Linked DNA regions of Mus musculus: regions 1, 2 and 4 are each linked to region 3. Evidence: chromatin loops called from intact Hi-C (ENCODE). Cell type or tissue: heart. All regions are shown on one strand.

What was found. Hi-C counts contacts between places; a loop is a spot of excess contacts. Peaks named below come from ENCODE experiments on the same cell type or tissue, not always from the same donor. Only the 100,000 strongest peaks of a DNase experiment are listed, where the experiment ranks them.
Region 1: it touches region 3 in a loop (5-fold over the local background); 4 of 42 quality-filtered maps call a loop at or near these places.
Region 2: it touches region 3 in a loop (2.4-fold over the local background); 11 of 42 quality-filtered maps call a loop at or near these places.
Region 4: a loop joins it to region 3, with 2.5 times the contacts of the local background. A loop is called at or near these places in 6 of 42 quality-filtered maps.

What each region holds. Positions count from the first base shown.
Region 1 is chr15:101,985,685-101,990,684 of GRCm38, reverse strand. It overlaps a transcript of Krt78 not described here. Among named protein-coding and RNA genes, the nearest start is that of Krt8, 16 kb to the left of the region's middle. In heart, a CTCF peak has its summit at 2,403 (motif pointing left); a DNase peak (open chromatin) is centred at 2,384; H3K4me3 peaks cover 386 bases.
Region 2 is chr15:102,115,158-102,120,157 of GRCm38, reverse strand. It overlaps Tns2 (tensin 2), which reads right to left. Exons shown (of 29, transcript NM_153533.3): 26 at 5,000; 27 at 4,529-4,597; 28 at 4,392-4,421; 29 at 3,757-4,300. The coding sequence ends at 4,162. Spryd3 (SPRY domain containing 3) reads left to right here. Exons shown (of 11, transcript NM_001033277.3): 7 at 741-890; 8 at 1,173-1,230; 9 at 1,747-1,866; 10 at 1,945-2,117; 11 at 2,445-3,630. The coding sequence ends at 2,579. Among named protein-coding and RNA genes, the nearest start is that of Tns2, 15 kb to the right of the region's middle. In heart, a CTCF peak has its summit at 2,272 (motif pointing left); DNase peaks (open chromatin) are centred at 1,937, 2,407, 2,947, 3,297 and 5 weaker places; H3K27ac peaks cover 475 bases.
Region 3 is chr15:102,222,392-102,227,391 of GRCm38, reverse strand. It overlaps Itgb7 (integrin beta 7), which reads left to right. Exons shown (of 15, transcript NM_013566.2): 3 at 2,633-2,834; 4 at 2,920-3,090; 5 at 3,820-4,061; 6 at 4,593-4,751; 7 at 4,955-5,000. Among named protein-coding and RNA genes, the nearest start is that of Itgb7, 7.0 kb to the left of the region's middle. In heart, no CTCF peak of the experiment used is centred here; DNase peaks (open chromatin) are centred at 2,021 and 2,731; H3K4me3 peaks cover 1,488 bases; H3K27ac peaks cover 1,038 bases; H3K27me3 peaks cover 1,986 bases.
Region 4 is chr15:102,092,021-102,097,020 of GRCm38, reverse strand. Eif4b (eukaryotic translation initiation factor 4B) reads right to left here. Exons shown (of 15, transcript NM_145625.3): 11 at 3,822-4,035; 12 at 3,308-3,363; 13 at 2,244-2,349; 14 at 1,972-2,044; 15 at 1-1,768. The coding sequence ends at 1,688. Among named protein-coding and RNA genes, the nearest start is that of Tns2, 8.4 kb to the left of the region's middle. In heart, a CTCF peak has its summit at 2,698 (motif pointing left); a DNase peak (open chromatin) is centred at 1,820.

The DNA.
Region 1 (5,000 bases), 240 kb after region 3:
ATAGAGTAATTTCATGGCCCTTAAAGTCAGAGTGGACTTTCACAAGACCCCAATCAGGGTTTAGTTTCTCCATTACGGGTGTCTATTCCCAAGATAAAGCCCCAGTCCTGGCTTGGCCTTGGGGCTGTGCTGGGTGTGGCTCCGCCCACCCGTGGGGTGTTATTTCTATTTGAAGCTGTAGTTGCAACAATTCAAACGTGTCCCTGTCTAGCTTACAAGTGAATAAGACTCAGTCTTTGGCTATTTTATTTGGCTTTGACAATTACTGGGGGATGGGGTGTCACCCCTAATCTACTTTTCATTTTCTTTTTAGAATTATTTATTTTATGTATATGAGTACACTGTTGCTGTTTTCAGACACACAGAAGAGGGCATCGGGTCTCATTACAAATAGTTGTGAGCCACCATGTGGTTGCTGGGAATTGAATTCAGGACCTGCCTACCTCTAATCCCTCCAGTAATTTTGACTGTAGCCATTTTAATTTAATCAATAGTTTAAAAAATACTTATTTATTTTATGTATATGTGTATCAGATCCCATTATAGGAGGTTGTGAGCCACCATGTGGTTGTTGGGACTTGAATTCCGGACCTCTGGAAGAACAGCCAGTGCTCTTAACTGCTGAGCCATCTCCCCAGGCCCTAACCAGTAGTTTTAAATTAAGGACCAAAGTTTGTTCAACAAAAGCTGGTAAATGTGAGGATTCACTCACCTTTCTTTCTTTCTTTCTTTCTTTCTTTCTTTCTTTCTTTCTTTCTTTCTTTCTTTCTTTCTTTTTTTCTTTCTCTCTCTCTCTCTCTCTCTCTCTCTCTCTCCCTCCCTCCCTCCCTCCCTCCCTCCCTTCCTTCCATTGTGTGTGTGTGTGTGGAGCAGGCTCTGTTTTAGAAAGAGAAATCCTGGCATTGTGGTCTGATAGGAACACATGACTCAAGTCAGACCCTGAAAACGAACCCTGGGTAGGAACAAAGACCTGGGTGGACATTAGGGCTCTGTCAACTATAGGATCTGTGATATGAGATATGTCACCTCCCATGTCTTCATTTCAAGGAAGAGAGGACAACTGAACCATGTCACAGAAGTGGTGAGGGGCAGCAGCATCCTGATGGCATGAGGGGTTCCTGAACTAACAAGAGAAATGACATTTCTATTCCTCCTAGTTAGGGTTTCTATTGTTGTGATAGAACCTGGAGGCAAGAGCTGATGCAGAAGCCATGGAGGGATGCTGCTTACAGCCTTCTTCCTATGGCTTCCTCAGCCTGCTTTTCAGAGAACCCAGGATCACCAGCCAGGGATGGCACCACCTTCCCCACTGATGACTAATTGACAAAATGCCTTACAGGTGGATCTCATGGAGGCATTTCCTCAACTGTGGGCCCTTCCTCTCTGATGACTCTAGCTTGTGTCAAGTTGGCACACAAAACCATCACTCTTTAGGAGATGGTCTCCGTGCCTTCTCTTTTCTGTCACGTGTCACTTCCCACAGGAGCGGTGAGAACACAGGGGCCAGAGAAGGCGCCTCTCTGGTCTGTGATTGTGTCCTTCTCCGTGAGGCTTCATCACTTCCCTGTTTTGTTGAAAATAAACGAGAGAGAGAGAGAGGGGGGGGGGGGAGAGAGAGAGAAAAGTTCTCTTCTTTAAAAAAAAACAGAAAAAATAAAAGATTTACTTTATGTATTCGGGTGTTTTGCCTGTATTCGGGTGTTTTGCCTGTGTATACTTTTGCTCACCACATGAATGTGGTGCCTGCAGAGGCCAGAAGAGGGCGTTATGGAGCTATGGCCGGCTGTGAGCTGCCGCATTGGTGCTGGGATTTAAACCTGGAAGATCAGCAGGTGCTCCTAACCACTGAGCCATCTCTTCAGACCCCTCTCCATCCCTCCTGTACTAGCTTCCAGTCCGAAGTGGTCAGGTGGGCTTCGCCTCACCTGATTCTCTGAATATGTTCCTGGGAGGCAGGCTTGCAAGCCAAGGCATTTGGTGGTAGGGTTTAGATCAGAGCAACAGACTTGGATCTACGCCCAAGCTTTTGGGTGAGGAGAAGTCCTCACCTGCCCCTTGTCCTCTAGTGGACACTGAACACAGGATCCGTCCTAGACAAGCTATCTCCTAAAGAGTGGTATACTGGCTGGTTTTGTGTGTCAACTTGACTGCTAGAGTCATCAGAGAGGAAGGGCCCACAGTTGAGGAAATGCCTCAATGAGATCCAGCTGTAAGGCATTTTCTCAATTAGTGATCAATTGGGGAGGGCTCGGTTCGCGGCGGGTGTTGCCATCCCTGGGCTGTTGATCCTGGGTTCTATAGGAAAGCAGGCTGAGGAAAGGATAGGAAGAAGGCGGTAAGCAGCACTCCTCAATTATGCCGTATGGGTCTCTTTATGCAGGTTTCCGGCGCCTCCTGGTGGACAACGTGAGAACTGTCTTGCAATGTAGGGAGCGGCTCCTTTTTCTCATTTCAAATGTCCAATTGGCTACCTTTGGGGTTGACCTGGCTAGCAATAACATGGATACCTTGAAGAGAGATTTTTTTGGTTTAAAAGATAAAATTTCCAAATACAAACAGGAGCCAGGCAGCCAAGGTAAGGGTGGAGTGGGTCTGGGGTAAGAAACTGGACCCCTGGCTTGCACTTGAACATGTTCACAGAACACTGCGGCAGATGTGAGACTTACTTTCTTCCAGTGCAGAGCGGAGTGGAGGCACAGGGCGGCTTGCTTTTCCGTCTCTAGATAAGATGGCTCACTTGCAACTAGAAATGATTTCAGCGGGACAGGCAGGAACGATTGGATGAGGGGAATGGATTCGTTTGCCACATATTAAGGATTATCAGATTAAAAAAACAAACAAACCAAGAAAACAGAGGAGCGGGATATGGTGGTGTATGCAGTGAATCCCAACACTTGGGAGACAAAAGCGGCCTTGGAGTTTGAGTTCATCCTGGTCTACTTCATGGGACCCTGTCTCACAAAAAACAAAACCCCCTAAAAACAAAAACAAAAACAACAACAACAACCAAAATAAAACAAAAAGCAAACAAACAAAAAAATCCTAACCAAACTTAATGAAAAGGAGAACATGACCACACCTGGGTGTGGCTGAGGGGAGGTGTTATTTATTTATTTATTTATTTATTATTGCATCTACGAGAGAGAGAGAGAGAGAGAGAGAGAGAGAGAGAGAGAGAGAGAATAGAGAGCGAGCAGCCAGAGGCATCTGGAAGAGTCCAGCAGGGAGAGAAACTAACAGACTGAAAGCAGCCAGCAGAATAGATCAGGCCATGAGGGTGGGGTGGGTGAGATGTGAGTCAGAGAGGAAAAGGAAGGAAAGGCCAAGAGAGGGGACCGGGAACTGAGAGCTGAGGACCAATAGAACCAAGAGAGAAAAGAGAAGCTGGGGGGGGGGGATTGAAGCTCAGGGGGAGAGGTTTAGGGTAGGGGTGGCTGGGGTGGGGTGGCCAGAGGCGTTGTTGTAGCACCTCTCACTCTGTCAGTCCTTTATCGGAGGCGCAGGATCCCTTCTGGGAAGAAGCCAAGGAGCCAGAGGTGTATGCTCACCCAGACAGAGCCCATGTTCCCAACTCCTGATGGGACTCATGGGACTCTGAATGGCCCAAACCCGCTGCCACGAGCTGCTTGGCCCTCTCTCCTCGTTCTACCTGCTGAGGTGGGGGGGAGACAGTTAAAGACTGCTCATGTTCACCGTGGTGGCCACTGGTCACAGGTGCTTGCTGAGGCTGCTTCAAAACAGCTGGTTTGCTCTGAGAGCTGCTAACGGCGCTAAATCATATATCAGATCTGGAAGACTTGGTATCAGAAAAAAGAATGTAAAGTGTTGTACCACTGTGTGTGCTGTGTATGCATGTGTGCTCCACCTGTAATCGGTGCTGAGGGGGTAGGTAGAGGTGGAGATGGGAGCATGTATGGTACTTACTGGCCAGGAAGCCTAGGAGAATAAACTGCAGGTTTGCAAGAAGCCCTGTCTCAGGTAGAGGGGCTGGTGAGATGGCTAAGCAGGTGAGGTGCTCCTACCTGATGCCACTCCGAGCTGAATCTCTGGAACTCACATGGTGGAGGGGAAAGAATCAATTCCCAGAAGTTGTCCTCTGACCTCTACATGTGAGCTGTGGCAGATGTGTGCCCACACAAGTATGTCTGCACAATATAAGTGTAAAAGAATAAAAATAAAAAAAGTAAGGTGGAGAGTCATAGAGGAAGACACCTGATGTTAACTTCTGGTCTTCACACACACACACACACACACACACACACACACACAAACACACACACACATATACAATGCACATACACATTCACACACATGCACATATACAATGCACATACACATGTGCACACACATGCACACACACATACACATATACATATGCACACACATGCACACATATGTACATATACAAATGCACATACATGCACATACACACATGTACACACTACACAATGCACATATACACATGCACACACATGCAAATACATGCATCACAGAAACAAGTGCACACACACACACACATGCACAGACACTTGTACATACACACATGCATGTACACACCCACAGTCACAGCCACAGCCACCTCTGTATGGACATGTGTACATATCTACATGAGCATATACTACACACACATACTTATGTTTGTAGGTTGGTTGCATGTAGACTCAGACTTAAGATACATGGGGTTATATAAAGTATTATTTTAAACTTAATTTCTCAGTACATATTGTCCCAGGTCTGCCGTGTCAGCACTTGGGGGTTGAAGCTCCAGTGATCGAGGTGAGCCTAGGCTGAGACCCTGTCTAAAACAAGCCAGAAAGATTATAAGCTAGAAGTGGCGGCACACACCTTAATTCCAGCACTCAGGAGGCAGATGCAGGTGGATTTCTGTGAGTTGGAGACTACAGTGATTTCCAGGACAGCCAGAGATACACAGTGAGTCTCTCACAAAGTTCTACTGGTGGCTCTCATTTATGGCTTATTCTTCTGTCTGGCCAGTGTCC
Region 2 (5,000 bases), 110 kb after region 3:
TCCACTGTTACCATGGCATCCTATAGGCAAGACCTGGATTGGGGGTTGCTACCCTGCTGTGTGCAGGCAAGACCTTGTGGGACCCGAAGAGCCCAACCTGTCACTTGTCTCTCTTCTCTGACATTCACACCCCATGCCAGCCTGAATGAAGGTTGGGAACAGAGGGCCTGCCATCTGTTTCTACTTTGGCCTTTGCCCATGTGAAATGAAAGGTAGAGTTGCTATCTCTGGGTTCTTGGCTCCCTCGAGCAATGAATGACCCAGCAATGAATAGCTCTGTTCAGAGCCAAGTAGAGCAGATCTTGAGAAACTATGTCAGTCCCATCTGTGCAGAATCAGTGTCTGAGCCTATCCCCTCTCCCCTGAGTTCTACACATCCCTGTTCTCAGTAAGCATCCCGAAAAGGCTGCTGGGTTCCAGAGGGAAGGCTGGCTTGGGGTTGTTCAGGAAATGGATGTTCTAGCCTAGACCCCCCAGTGAGCTTCCTGGCAGTGTACCTCTGGATCCCCATGCGATTCTCCAGAGTCCCTGACAGTGGCTCTGAAGGAAGCAAGAAGCATCTCACACCAACCACCTTGTTTCCCCGACATCCTTGTCCTCTGCCTGTCTAGAACTTGGAGTCCACTTTGCCTTTTGAACCCTTTCCCTTTTATCCAGGGGTATTGTCAGACCCAGAACACTGGCACCCAAGATACTTTGGACTCAGTGTCATCACCTGATGCTTGTCTCTTGCCCTGCAGCTGCTGGAGTATTTGGGGAAGGGCAAGAGCATCGTGGATGTGGGGCTGGCTCAGGCTCGGCACCCACTGAGCACCCGCAGCCATTACTTTGAGGTGGAGATTGTGGATCCTGGAGAGAAGTGCTATATCGCCTTGGGGCTGGCCCGGAAGGTGGGTAGGCATGCTGTGTTTCTCCCTGTAGGATTGCTCAGTGTGGGGCTATTGGGAAAACCTGCTCAAGGAGCCTGTAGAGGGAAGTTCTGAGCTGAGGCAGAGCACAGTTCTAAGTATCTGTTTAGTGGACAGACCTTGTAGCAGTGTCCTGAGCATCATCCACCCTGGTCTTGAAACTGAGCCCCTTCCTGTCCCCCTTGCTGCTGTAGCCCCCAGTTTGTGGCTGTGGGTCGCCAGCCATCTGTGATGTCACACATTCCCTTTGTCTTCCTGCTGCAGGATTATCCCAAGAACAGACACCCTGGCTGGAGCAGAGGGTCTGTGGCCTACCACGCAGGTGAGTGGAAGCTGCTGGAACGGGCTGGGGAGACAGGGTGCAGAGTCGCCTGTTCTGCTCACATACCTGTGGACTCTCTCTCCTCTTTTCAAGCTGCTCAGGTTTTCCCTTCATCTTATTTTTTTCTCTCAGCCCTGAGAGCCAGAGGCACAGGACTGTGGCAGGAGAACTGAGCCCAGAGCGGCCATTGCAGGCCTCTGACCTGGCTCCCCTGCCCCTCCACCCCCCTTGAAGATCTACAGAGCCCTTGGTTGCTTTTGTTTTGGGTCTGATTTCCTGTAGAGCTTTCTTGAATACTGAGCCTTGGTGCCTGGGCCCTCCCCTCAGCACCCTTTCACCCCACCTGATCATCCACTCTAGGGACCCTCTCCTTTCTTCTCGCAGCTCCTCAATCAAATGAACACTGTGTTCTTTTTAAAAGCCTAAGGTTCTTCCTGCATCTCCCTCTCATCTTTGTCTTGTTCTGAGGATGTAGAATTAGCCTTTCAAGTGTGTCCTTTCCCCTCCCTTCAACAGATGACGGGAAGATCTTCCATGGCAGTGGTGTGGGGGACCCCTTTGGGCCACGCTGCTACAAAGGAGACATTATGGGCTGTGGAATCATGTTCCCCCGGGACTACATTCTGGACAGCGAGGGTGAGTGAGGCTGGGCAGCAGCCAGACTGCTCCGGGCAGTAGACAGTACCACAGGAGCTCACGTTTCCTGTCTCCTAGGGGATAGTGATGACAGTTGTGACACAGTGATCTTGTCCCCGACTGCCCGGGCTGTCCGGAACGTCCGAAATGTCATGTACCTGCACCAGGAAGGGGAAGAGGAAGAGGAGGAAGAGGAGGAAGAGGAGGATGGGGAAGAGATCGAGCAGGAGCATGAGGGCAAGAAGGTGGTGGTAAGTGGGGAGGTGTGGGTTCCCTCTGGGCTCCTGGGGCTGAGGCGGGGAGGGGGGGGGCAGGGACTGGGAGGCAGGGTCAGGAGCTCACAGGAGAGCCCAGGCTGGAGTCCTGGTCTATTTTCCAGCCTCAGCACACCCTCTGGTGGCTGCTTTCCACAGCACTGCAGTGACTCCTAAAGCCCATGTTTAGGAAGTTGTGGGTTTGGGGCTTCATGTCTGAGTCACCCCAGTATCCCCAGAGAAGGGGCCAGAGCGCACCCTCTTCTCCACATCCTAGGGAGGTGCCAGGCCCATCCTCATCCGCTCTCCCCACCCCCACTCCAGGTCTTCTTCACTCGGAATGGCAAGATCATCGGGAAGAAGGATGCTGTTGTGCCGTCTGGAGGTTTCTTTCCTACCATTGGCATGCTCAGTTGTGGGGAGAAAGTGAAAGTAGACCTGCACCCCTTGAGTGGCTAGTGGGGTCACCAGTCCATCTGCCCTCTCCGTCTGCATTTTCTCTCACAGCAGGCCCTGGGAGGGCATCCCCAGTTTCTGTCAGCTCAGGCTGCACCTCTCTGTCTCTGGGCCTGAGAGCAGTGGTGGGCCCAGAGGGCAGTATTGATATGAATGGGAGGAGCCCCTTGATCGGGTTAATCGGTCCTGGATCTTCTTTCACCTCGCTGGGCGTTGAGCAAACTGGGAGGTATAAGCCCACCTGCTGACCTGATTGGTATGGTGCTCTGCCGAGGGTGAGGGTCGAGTAGAGGCAGTCTGTCCCTGTCTACCACAGCTCCCCGAATTCTCTTCATCCCCTCTCCTCATGTAAGCCAGTTGCTGCTGTCTCCCCCTGGCTGGGCTAGGGGGCCTGTCTTGGCCATCTCTCCTTTCACTGGCTGCTGTCCTAAAACACATCTAGGGTCTCCATTGTTTTCTGAGAGATGGTCCCACCCTCAACCCACAGCAGAAAGCCTGAACTTGGCTTCCTGCCTGCTCACACGCAACTGTGTGTGTGTGTGAGAGAGAGAGGGGCTGTGTGGTAGCGTGGGACTTCAGCCTTTGCTGCCATCTCCTTGTCTGCACTCTTCTTCAAAGCACCTCTAGCCCTGGCTCCCCAGGATGGAGCCAAGGCACCGGGGCATGTGTTGTATTGTGGCTGTTTGCCCAGAGCAGCAGCTTGGCCCCTTCTTTCTCTTCACCTACCCACCCCCCACCCTGTGCCCCAGCTTGCTGCTTGTGCCAGTTGACGTTTCTGCTCCAGTGTTTGATTCTAGTGTCTATATAGACCCCCCAACCAGCCCCCCTCTTCCCGTTTCCTGAGCTCCTCCATCCCATCAACAGGGAGAGAAGCAGCCGGAGCTCTTGGTCTCAGTTTGCACAGTGGGTAGGGCTGGGGAGGGGGTTTGTTGTCGTGCTGCTGGGGCTCCCCTTGCCCCTCGTTTCGGGCCCTGCACTATGATATATGAAATGTATGTACAGATCAGAGATGTTTATACAGCCAATAAAGACGGAGTTTCCGTATTTATCAGGACAGACGGAAGGGGAATCCTTCCCAGGGCGAGTAGGTGGGGGCAACTGTGGGCCCGTCAGGCCAGCAAAGGTACGTCTCTGGGAGACTTTTTTTTTCTTCTTCCTATGAAGAAGGTATCAACTCCTCAAAAGTTTATAGAAATTCTTTATTATTACACAAAAATAGACTCTCTTTTTCCCTCTGTTTATGTGACCCCACTCTGGTCTCTGTGTGGAGGGAAGGCAGGAAGCTTTCAAGCTTCTCCCATCCCTCCATGATGGGCCCTGGAGCTGGGTGGAGCTGGCAGGGTCATTCCCCTCCAGGGCTCCACTACTGACACCTCCTCACCCCCCTCACACCTGTCTCTGCCATCTGCTCACATGCCAGGTCACCTTAGGGGCCCACTCACTCAGCTTAGCAGGCAAGGGCAGGAAAGAGCAGTGGCCCAGATGCTGCCACTCCCTCTTTCACAGGGGCCAGGCCAGGGTAGTGAGCGCTGTGGATGCTGGGAGGGTGCAGTGTGGGTGTGCACTCGGAGCTTGTGGCTTTCCTTCATTTCCTCTGGCCCAGTAGAACTTTGGTGATGAAGGTGACAATGGCACTTGCCGGTTGGTCCGGGTCAAGCTCCGCAAAGAGGTGACACACATTTTCCCAGGGACTTCCTGGCTTCTTGGCCACGAAACCAAAGATCCTGCAGGGACAAAGCCAGGGACAGGAGGATGGTGTAAGCCACAGGGGGCGGCTTGTGGCGAGCCAGGGCCGAGCTCAGCAGGGAGACTTACTTGGAGGTGGCTCCATCTGGGTTGGTCCATCTGTAAAGAGAGAGGATGTGAGAGAGTGCGGCCCAGGGCACAGCTCCTGAACACCCTGGCAGCTGAGGCCGGCAGGACCCCAGCAAAGAGCTCCGAGGAAGACTCACCTGCGGTCCTGGGGGTCAGTGCTAGAGAAGGTGATGCTGTTCACTGGGTAATGGCGGCGAAAGAAGAGCCTGTGAGGGGAAAGTGGGGAAGAAAAGTCACACTCAGAAATCCAAGGCTCTGGGCTGGGGAGGGAGCTCAGAGCTTACAGTGCTCACCATCCACACAAGCAGGAGGACAAGCTTGAGTCCCAGAACCCGTGTAAATGTTGGGTACAAGCGGCCCACCTGCAATTCCAGTCTCAGAAAACAGAGACAACTGCAGGAGCAAGGCTAGCAAGACTAGCTGTATCTATGAGTTAAGGTGAACAAGCAACCCAGATTTTTAATTATCAAACTGGAGCCTACACACATAAATGCAAATGTGTATGTACTCATACCACACACATACACATGAAAAGAGGAAAAACAAAAAACCAAGAGATCCCCATGGTCATTGCTTGAGACTCGAGACGGGGTCTGAGCCGGGCTTACT
Region 3 (5,000 bases):
ATGGGTGTGTGTGGTCCTGAACATGTGTGATGTGCGTTGTGTAGGTAGATTTGTGATTTTTTTTTGGGGGGGGGGGAATACTGTCCCTTCTCATGTGTGACTGAATTTGGACAGACAGGATTCCAATGTGTGACTCATATGCGTGTAAGTTTCTGAGCATACGTGAACAGAACCCGTGACCCATGAGCTCAGAGGAAGATGTCCTTGTGGGAGTTCGTGCTTCTGCATGTGAGAAAGTAGACTGGCCAGTTACGTATTCTGTGACAACATGCAACAGAAACATACTTCTTATGAATTGAAAGGCTTGGAATTCAAGAGCAAAGTGCTGGTTCATTTGGTTCTCTCTGGAGCATTTTTTCCTGGCTTAGAGATGGGCTACCTTCCTGCTGTATTACGACATGGGGTTAGGGTGTGGGGAGGAGACCCCTCTGCTGTTGACTCTCTCTCTCTCTCTTTAAAAGATTTATTGATTTTATTTATATGAGTACACTGTAGCTGTCCTCAGACACACCAGAAGAGGGCATCGGATCCCATTACAGATAGTTGAGAGCCACCATGTGGTTGCTGGGAATTGAAAGCAGGTCCTCTGGAAGAGCAGTCAGTGCTCTTAACCTCTGAGTCATCTCTCCAACCCTATTGATTCTTTATAAAAGATATTTATTTTATGTGCATGTGTGTTAGTGTGTGGATGTGCACCCCATGTCTGCAGGTACCTGTGGAGGTCAGAAGAGGGTGTTGGATCCCTAAGAACTGGAGTTACTGGTTGTAAACCATCACATGGGTGCTGGGAACTGAACTTGGGTCCTCTTAAAGCGCAGTAGGTGCTGTTAACTACTGAGCCACCTCTCCAGCCCCAGCTGTCACATCTTAAGGGGCACATCTCATCTCAAGGGTCTCACTCTCAGGACTTCACCTAAGCCTAACCTCCACCCAAAGGCCTCACCTCACATACCATCAAAGTGAGAGTTAAAAATTAAGCACAAGTCAGGAAATTATGGCATGTGCCTTTAATCCAAGCACTTGGGTGGCAGAGGCAGGCAGGTCTCTGTGAGTTCGAAACCGGCCTGTTCTATAATGTGAGTTCTAGGACAGACAGAGCTACATATTGAGGCTCTGTCTCAGACAGTAGATGGATAGACACATTGATAACAATAGATAATTTGGAGGGAGAATCCAGTCCATAACAGAACATGCATGATGAGGCTTCTGAGTCAGGCATGTATGTGCAGATTATGATTTCCCGGCATGCATTCTGGAGAGGGAAATATATGAAGGCTTCCAAAAACCTGTGGATTTATGTGAGTGTATGGGAGGAGGCCACTGGGAAGGTCTGGGGTACCTGAGGGGTAAGGATGCTGGGGAGTGTGTATTCCTTGCTGGTCAAAAGAGCTGTTCTTGGGCTGGAGAGATGGCTCAGGGGTTAAGAACACCGACTGTTCTTCCAGAGGTTCTGAGCTCAATTCTCAGCAACCACATGGTGGCTCACAACCCTCTGTAATGGGATTTGATGCACTCTTCTGGTGTGTGTCTGAAGACAGCTACAGTGTACTTATATACATAAAAATAAATAAAAAATTAGTTTTTTAAAAAAGCTGCTCTTTATGGATGCCTTAAAGAGGAAGTGCTCAGCCAGGCGTGGTAGCACACGCCTTTAATCCCAGCACTCGAGAGGCAGAGGCAGGTGGATTTCTGAGTTCGAGGCCAGCCTGGTCTATAAAGTGAGTTCCAGGACAGCCAGGGCTATAGAGAAACCCTGTCTCGAAAAACAAAAAAAAAAAAAAAAACAAAAATAAAAAAAAAAGAGGAAGTGCTCGTGGAAGGGCCTCTGAGGCAGTCTCTCACAGAAAGATGGAGATTTAGATAAGTGCAGGCTTGGTAAGATAGACACACTGACAGGCAGCCATGTTTACAGCTGCCTAGGGGGCCCAAGAAACTACTGATCATGAAACTCCGTAGTCAGGGAGGCAGAGGACCTAGACAGTGGCTAGAGAGATAAGCCCCTGGGAACAGCTGCTGGTCTGTATCTACCTCTTCCGTTCCCTAGGGGCTGGCACCATTGCCCACGGAGAAGCCACCTAGCCATTTCCTTCCCCTGCGGCTTGTCAGTCAGTGCAGGGTACCAGACGTCGTGTGTGTGTGTGTGTGTGTGTGTGTGTGTGTGTGTGTGTACGCGCGCGTGCGTGCACGTGTGTCTTTCTGTCGTCTTTATCGTCCTCCTTCCCAGAAACTGGTGTGACTGACCCCCTTCCTATTTTAATCTGGCCATGCAGGGGAAGATGGACTACGGGGTGGTTTTTCTGTAACCTTGAAGACCCTGAGATCTCAACGGAAGTTTGTAGCTCTAATGAGAAAGCATAGGTGGGAGACTTCGGGAAAGGGGACGTTGAGTTCCGGAAAGCGGGGAGGACTGCTACTGGAAGTGGGCGCTGATGAAGAAGAAAGTACTATAGGTTTTCCATAGTAGCTGTGGAGTGAGTGAACTGTAAGAATAAATCAGGGCTCATTGGAGGCTGGCTGAGAACAGACCGGGATGTGCAGGCGATTGCAGGCGGCAGGGTTTGCAGGGTGGTGTTGTTAGTCGGTTGAGGGGCCGTGGGGGCTGGGGTTCAGTGAGCCTCCTCTTGGGGTACAGAACTTCACTGCCTCGGGAGAGGCAGAGGCGAGGCGCTGCGCGCGGCGAGAGGAGCTACTGGCTCGCGGGTGCCCCGCGCAGGAGCTAGAGGAGCCGAGAGGCCGCCAGGAGGTGCTGCAGGACAAGCCGCTCAGCCAGGGAGATCGCGGCGAGGGGGCCACCCAGCTGGCCCCGCAGCGGATCCGCGTCACGCTGCGACCAGGTGAGTCCGGGGCAGCGCGGGGTGCAAGTCTGGGCTGGCCTGGAATGCACTGGGCTTCAGAGTCTATCCTCCCTTTCTCTATCAGGGGAGCCCCAGAAATTCCGGGTCCGCTTCCTCCGAGCTGCGGGGTACCCCGTGGACCTATATTACCTTATGGACCTGAGCTACTCAATGAAGGACGACTTGGAACGTGTGCGCCAGCTAGGGCATGCCCTGCTGGTCAGGCTGCAGGAGGTCACACATTCTGTGCGCATAGGTAAGCAAGCGCTACCTAGACCCTGCCAGCCCTTGTCACTGCCTTTAGCTTCCACTATACTCTCCCAGTATTTAACAGACTCGATCATTGGATCTTGACATCTCTCCCAAGAGACACTCATCTAGGTCTAAGCTCTCGAGGAGCTTTTGGATTGACCCTTGAAGGTTCCCTTGCTCTACAGGAGGACCAACTGAGGCTCAGAATTTAAAAGACTATTCAGACAGACAGCTGCCCACCCAGTGTTTCTGGATAATCTAGATGCAGTGTTCCTGTTCCACATTCTGTAATGATCCCCCCCCCCCCCCGTCCCCTATGGCTCAAATTCACCCCGTGCCAGGTAGTGGCGGTGCACACCTTTAATCCCAGAAGGCAGAGGCAGGCAGAGCTCTGAGTTTGAGGACAGCCTGGTTTACAGAGCCAGTTCCAGGACATCCAGGGCTACACAGAGAGAACCTGAGTCAAAATAAACAAGCCCCCTTTAAAACACCGGCTTGGTGCCGCCTGCTGTTTCTACACCCTTGACCCTGGATGCCTCAGCCTCCAGGAAGCCTGGATGCTGCTGTTGGGTCCTCCTCTTCATCTCCTCCATCCCCACCTTCTTGAGTCACATTTTTGCCCTTGCCAGGTCCCTGTCATCTAGGTGTATCATCTGAGTATTTAGCAGGGACTCTTAAATCCTGTCGATGCCTTGTGATCTTTGGCACAGCTCCCATCGCTTTCTGCTTTCAGGTTTTGGCTCCTTCGTGGACAAAACGGTGCTGCCCTTTGTAAGCACCGTGCCCTCCAAGCTTCACCACCCATGCCCCAGCCGACTGGAGCGTTGTCAGCCACCCTTCAGCTTTCACCACGTGCTGTCCCTCACCGGGGACGCTCAAGCCTTCGAGAGAGAGGTGGGACGCCAGAATGTCTCTGGCAACCTGGACTCACCCGAAGGCGGCTTTGATGCCATTTTGCAGGCTGCCCTCTGCCAGGTGAGATAGGGTTAGGATCTGAGCCCAGGAGCTGTCTGGGGCCAGGACTACCTGTTGTTATGGATATGTGCCGTATCCATATCATCTCACTGAGGTGTGCATGCTTACCTTAACAGTTATCCGATACGATGAAGTAAACGATCATGAAGAAGAGGCACTTTTCCTAGTTCATAAGAGGGCCTCCACTAACAACAGGCTTGTTTGGAGGAGGGTGTTCAGAGACCTTGGAGCAGAGAATTAGAAATGGGAAGGGAGGGCTCAGCGGTTAAGAGCACTGACTGCTCCTGAGTTCAATTCCCAGCAACCACATGGTGGCTCACAACCACCTGTAATGGGTTCTGAAGCCCTGTTCTGGTGTGTCTGAAGACAACTACAATGTACTTATATATAAAAAATAAATCTTTTTTTTAAAGGAAGAAATGAGAAGGGTGGGGGCAAACAAAAATGACTCAGAACAATCTTGCTAATTTCTTTCACTGGGATATCTCAAATGCTATGGCAGGGTATACAGGTTGCCCCCTTTCCCCTCAGGAACAGATTGGCTGGAGAAATGTCTCCCGTCTTCTAGTGTTCACTTCAGACGATACATTCCACACAGCTGGGGATGGGAAACTGGGTGGCATTTTCATGCCCAGCGACGGGCGGTGCCATCTGGACAGCAATGGTGTCTACACGAACAGCGCAGAGTTTGTGAGTCCTCCCTCCCCCATCTGAGCCTCATTCAGGACTCTTTGGTTTATAGTTTTCATCGGGTAGCATCCTGGAACACTGCCATCATTCGAGGCTCCTCCTGCTGGTGGGATTTTGGGTCCTGGCTTGCTTTATTCAGTCTGAGGGTACTTAGCACACTGAAGGAAGACCAGCAATAGTCACTTGTTCCCTCCCTGCCTCAGGACTATCCCTCTGTGGGTCAAGTAGCCCAGGCCCTCACTGCAGCGA
Region 4 (5,000 bases), 130 kb after region 3:
AGGAGCGGGACATAAGTCAACCCCTGTTTTTATTTTAACAGAGGAGCAAAGTAGGAGAGTGGGACAAAACAGCTGTCTTCGGATGCAACTATCTGGAAGGGAAATAGACATGAAGAGGGCAAACTACCTTCTCATTGTCTACAACAATGGTTTAAAAAAACCCATTCAACTGTGGGTATCTGCAAAAGCCCACTTCCTAGCTACTAGCCAATCAAATCCACCGGAGAAGCGATTTGCTGTGCCTACTGCTGCAGCACGGGACATCAGTGCTCCTGCACAGCAGGCCTAGGACCAAGGTATCCTCTGTCTGCAGGTACCTGACTACCCACAACAGGGAGGCTCGCCATCTTTGGAGCTGACCCCTACAAAGGTGCACATCAAAGCAGACAGGTCAAGCTACAGTGTTGCAAGAGAAACCAGGACCTTGCTCAATCGTTCTTTGCATTATCCTTTATTCTTGAGGGGAGTAAAGAAGCCAACCCTCCTAAGCAGAAAACCAGTCAGGGTCACATACATTATAAACAAGCACCAGCGTGGGGCTCCAGTGAGGGAGATTTATAGAAACCTTACATCCCATTCAAGGCTGAAGACCTCCAACTCACCCCATTTACACACCCCTATTCACCACCCAAGCCCATCAGTTGAGGCTGAAAGCTGCAGGAGCAGGCAGAAATCAAAGATAGCACAGAGAAAACTCACTGGCTTGCTTGAGAAAAGCAGCGAGTCCTCAGGCCATGGCTTTTTGTGGCTAAGATACAGTGTCTGTGGGAGGTGTGTGACTCACAGACAGCTCTGGGAGGCTAAGTGTCATGGAGACCATGAGATGACCAGAGTGACAAGGTTTTCAAAATAATATGGGTATATTTCAACCTCTAGAAAGGAGAGTTTAGAAGGGGCAAAGCCAGGCCTTCTCACTACCTGTTAAGTGCTTCCTCATCCAGAAATGACCATTCTATGTATGTGTTTACTGGAGGTCACACTGTTTCCCTCACTACCGGGTATAAAATATAATTAGTCACCTCCCCAAAGCTTTCCAAACCACGATTGAGTTTCCGTTCATCTTGGTCCCCAAGCGGGAACTACTTGTTAGTGCCCCGTAGACTCACTCCCAACTACCCCCTTGGGGGGTAAAAAAATAAAACAATTCCCCCTTAGGCTGGCCCCATTGAAGTCAGAACTAAAGTAGAGGGGCTGGCAGCCTCCTGGAGACTAAAACAGCTTGAGACTAGAGCTACCTTTCTAAGGATGGGAAATTTATTCAGGTAAATTCAGGTAATGTTTGGGTATTCACAGGTGCCATCTCAGGATAAGAATTAGAAAGTAGAAATCTCACTTCTGCTTTGCACCTTTTTCTACTGCCTAACTGATGTGACTGCCTCTCTGTCACTGCAATTCTGCTGAATGGAGCCCCAGGCACTAGTCACACAGTAACTGCTTGGTATTGTCAGACACAACTTCCCCATTCAAAAGCGGTAGCCACGTCTCTGGCTACAATGGTGATTCTCCAGTTACTTCAATACTTTAAAAGGCTGCAGCAGCATGCAAAAGAATTTCATTTCATTAAAAAAAAAGTTTAGAAAGGTCTTCAGGAGATGGTGAGTTTATTTTGTCTTGTCTGGATAGAGGTTTGATTTGCTCTTGAATGTTCCGGGGTGGAGACTAGGAGAAAGCACAGGGTGCGGAGGTCCTACTCAGTGCAGTCGTCGCCCTCATCCTCATCCTCGCCATCCACAGACAGAGCAGCGTACTTGCTTGCAGAGCTGAACTTCTGTAACAGGAGAGGACGGATCATGGATGGGAGCCCAGACCACACCCGTTCCTCTGCGAGAGCAGGGAGGGTCAGGGGCACGAGTGGACGGCCGCACACATCCTCTTTCCGAGAGCCGAGGAAGGTAACCCCACCTTAAGTGTGCTCACTGGAGACAAAAGGAGTCAGACGCAAAACTAAGAGGAAAGGCACATGGCACTTACAGAGGCTGGGTTCTCCTCAGGTTTCTTTGGCTCAGGCGCAGATCTGGAGTCTTGATCTTTTTTGCCATCCTTCCTGCAGAGACACAATAGGTATTCAATAGTGTTGCTGGGATAGTGCATTATTTTTAGATTCTGCAAATCTAACCGTGACTCTAGTTTATTCACAGTGGTAAACCTGGCAATGCTTGAGAAAGCCAAGAACTACTTTATAAAGATTCCCTGCGTCTAACACTACAAGATTCATAAACAGTGAGGAAAAAAAATATAGATACCTATCCAAGTCCTTCCAGTGGTCTCTGCTCCCTCCATCCCCGGGACCACGGCTGCAGCTTCCAGCTTGGCCTTGTGTGGCACCCACCACATCCACTTTATTTCCATCTGTTTAAACAGAAACACAAAACCAAATTCAAGGGTTAGAAAGTAACTCATCTCCCTGTCCTTGCTTTCCTTTAAGCTGAAGGAAACACGTATGAAGGGGAATTATCCCCACTCCAAACCAGCCTAAAGCCTTTTTTTCCCATTAAAAGTCCTACTGTAGTGACCATCACCTAGAAAGCAGGACAGAAATAGGAACTAGATAGATTGTTCTGTAGTGACCTTGGTTTACTAATGGTGACATTTCAAACTTGGACAGGACAGACACATTTATTCCTGTCCAATTTCTCCACAAAGGCAGGCTTTACCAGGAAGAGGCAGCTTTAAATACTCTTTGAAGAAGTCATTCCTGCCCTCTTCTGGCAGAAAAGGTAGCTCATCAAAGAACATTAAACAACAACAACAATAAAACAATTGACAGCTGAACGTTGATGGGGGTAGGGAAGTAGAGCCACTGCTAAGGTGTCAGCGTTTCTATAATCCTCAATAAAACACAGTAGGCCACTCCCTCACAAAAGCCATGAAAGTAGAGGCTGGCTGGGAAGAAGGGGACTGGCAGAAAGGAGGCTAACAGGGCAGCAGTGATGACCATGACTGAAACACATCACTTGACCCAAGAACTAACACTGCAGCTTCCATTAAAAAATGTCTTCTTGCTAGGTAGTAATGGTGCACATCTTTAATCCCAGCACTCGGGAGGCAGAGGCAGGTAGGTCAGCCTGGTCAGAGTTCCAGGACAGTCAGGGCTACACAGAGAAGCCTTGCCTAGAGAAAAACAAAAAGAAAAATTCTTTGGCAAGATGCTTAATCCTGGAGTCTCTCATTACAGGCATTTATTTTATTTATGTGCATTGCCTGCGTGTGTGCACATCAAATGCCCTGGAAAGAACTGGAGATATGCATGGTTGTGAGTACCACAGGGGTGCTAGGAACTGAACTTGTTCACATGGTGCAGGCTCACCTTTTCTTGATGGTCCTTCCTCAGGGGGCTGGACTGCAGCTACTTTCCCTCCACCACTGGAATAAAGCAGCAAGCAATCAGCCATCAGTTTTTACAGGAAAGACAACACAAGCTTACACCATTTTCCAAATGTACCAGGCTGCCTTTTCATTCCACACTACAATATTAAAATACAGGAAAGACTGTTGTCTTCTACACTTAAGGGCCATATGCTTTGGAAATCCAACATGCTTAGCTGGAGTCTTCTCTTGGAAAAATTTAAGAATCACTTGAGTGAGCAAGGTTACACTGACAGTATGTCCCAGGGCAAAGCATGTCTACATATTTCTATGGTAAATATTCCCATCATAGCTGATCTTAATCCACCAAACTCATGTCAACTGGTTAACAAAAATCAAGAAAACAGATACTGTTGAGACAACAGTATATGAATTATACAGGAGGCAACCTCCTCTGCAGCACACACTCCCTCAGGGCACCTCCACTAAGCAGCTGCTGTTACAGGCCTACTCACCTTGTAGGGGACGGCTGCTCTGTGTCTGAGCTCTGAGATCGGGCAGGAGGGTTAGAGCTTCGCTTCACCCACGCATTCTCCTTTGGTGGAGGGGCTGGCATTACCTTTAGAGGCTGGTCAGGTTTAGGAGGCTTAGAGGTTGGAGAGTGACAGTCTTCTTCTTTATTGAGGGTTTCATTTTCTAGAGACTTCTCACTCTCTCTCCTTCGTGTATCTGTGGGGGAAGAGGAGCTCGCTGTACAGAGCCCACCTGGACTGTAGCAGCAGGGGAATAGGGGCATCACATTCTTTTCCATCAGCAGCAGACAGACACTAACTGGTTCCTGATAGCTACAGTTACACATAAACCAATGGCTTCCAGGCCACCTGGAGAAAAGTGCTTTCTGGAAAAGGGGAAAAAGCTATCTGAAAGAACAGCAATCTTGTCTTTATTTGGAAGGAATGAACACTTTTTTCGGGGAGGTGGGGGGGGGGGTGTTACAACTTGTCTATGTATTAGGACAGCCGTAACTGGGAATAACACGCTCTTGTGGTGAATGGGACTCAGGACCAAAGCCCAGGAACCACTGCCCAACTCCAGCTCAGCAGAGGCCTTTACATGGGGACAAAAACCCAGACACATTTGTATTTGCACAAAAACTTCTCTGGAACCATGGAGCTTGCTTTGCCAACAGTTACAGCCTACATCTGAAGTACAAGCTCTAGCAAAGCGGCTACACAAAACCAGTATCACACTTACTCTAGCCAGAAGGAGCACTACACCATGTTACAGGGCGACTACAAAGGTCAAACAGCTTCAGAAAACTCTTACAACACTTGGCTCCATTGACAAATCACTCTGGCTTTGGGCTGTTTTAAAACACTCAAGTACAAGTAAACTTGGGAGGAAGGAGAGCTTTAGCAACAGCGAATCACAGTAAGAGGAGGACTCTACAATTCCTGTAAACCATCTGTATCAAATTCATCGTGGCATTAAGTGTCTTCTTTGTGCCTGGTACCTAGAGGCCAGACGTCATAATGACATCTTCTGGAACTGGAGTTACAGGTGATTGAGGGAACAGGGGAATTAAAACTGGGAACTCTACAATTTCTCCTTTACAGGAGGAGGGGTGCAGTCATCAGTGGCCCAGGACTCTGTGACACTACACACACATGCTAATGAGGAAATGACCATTTACC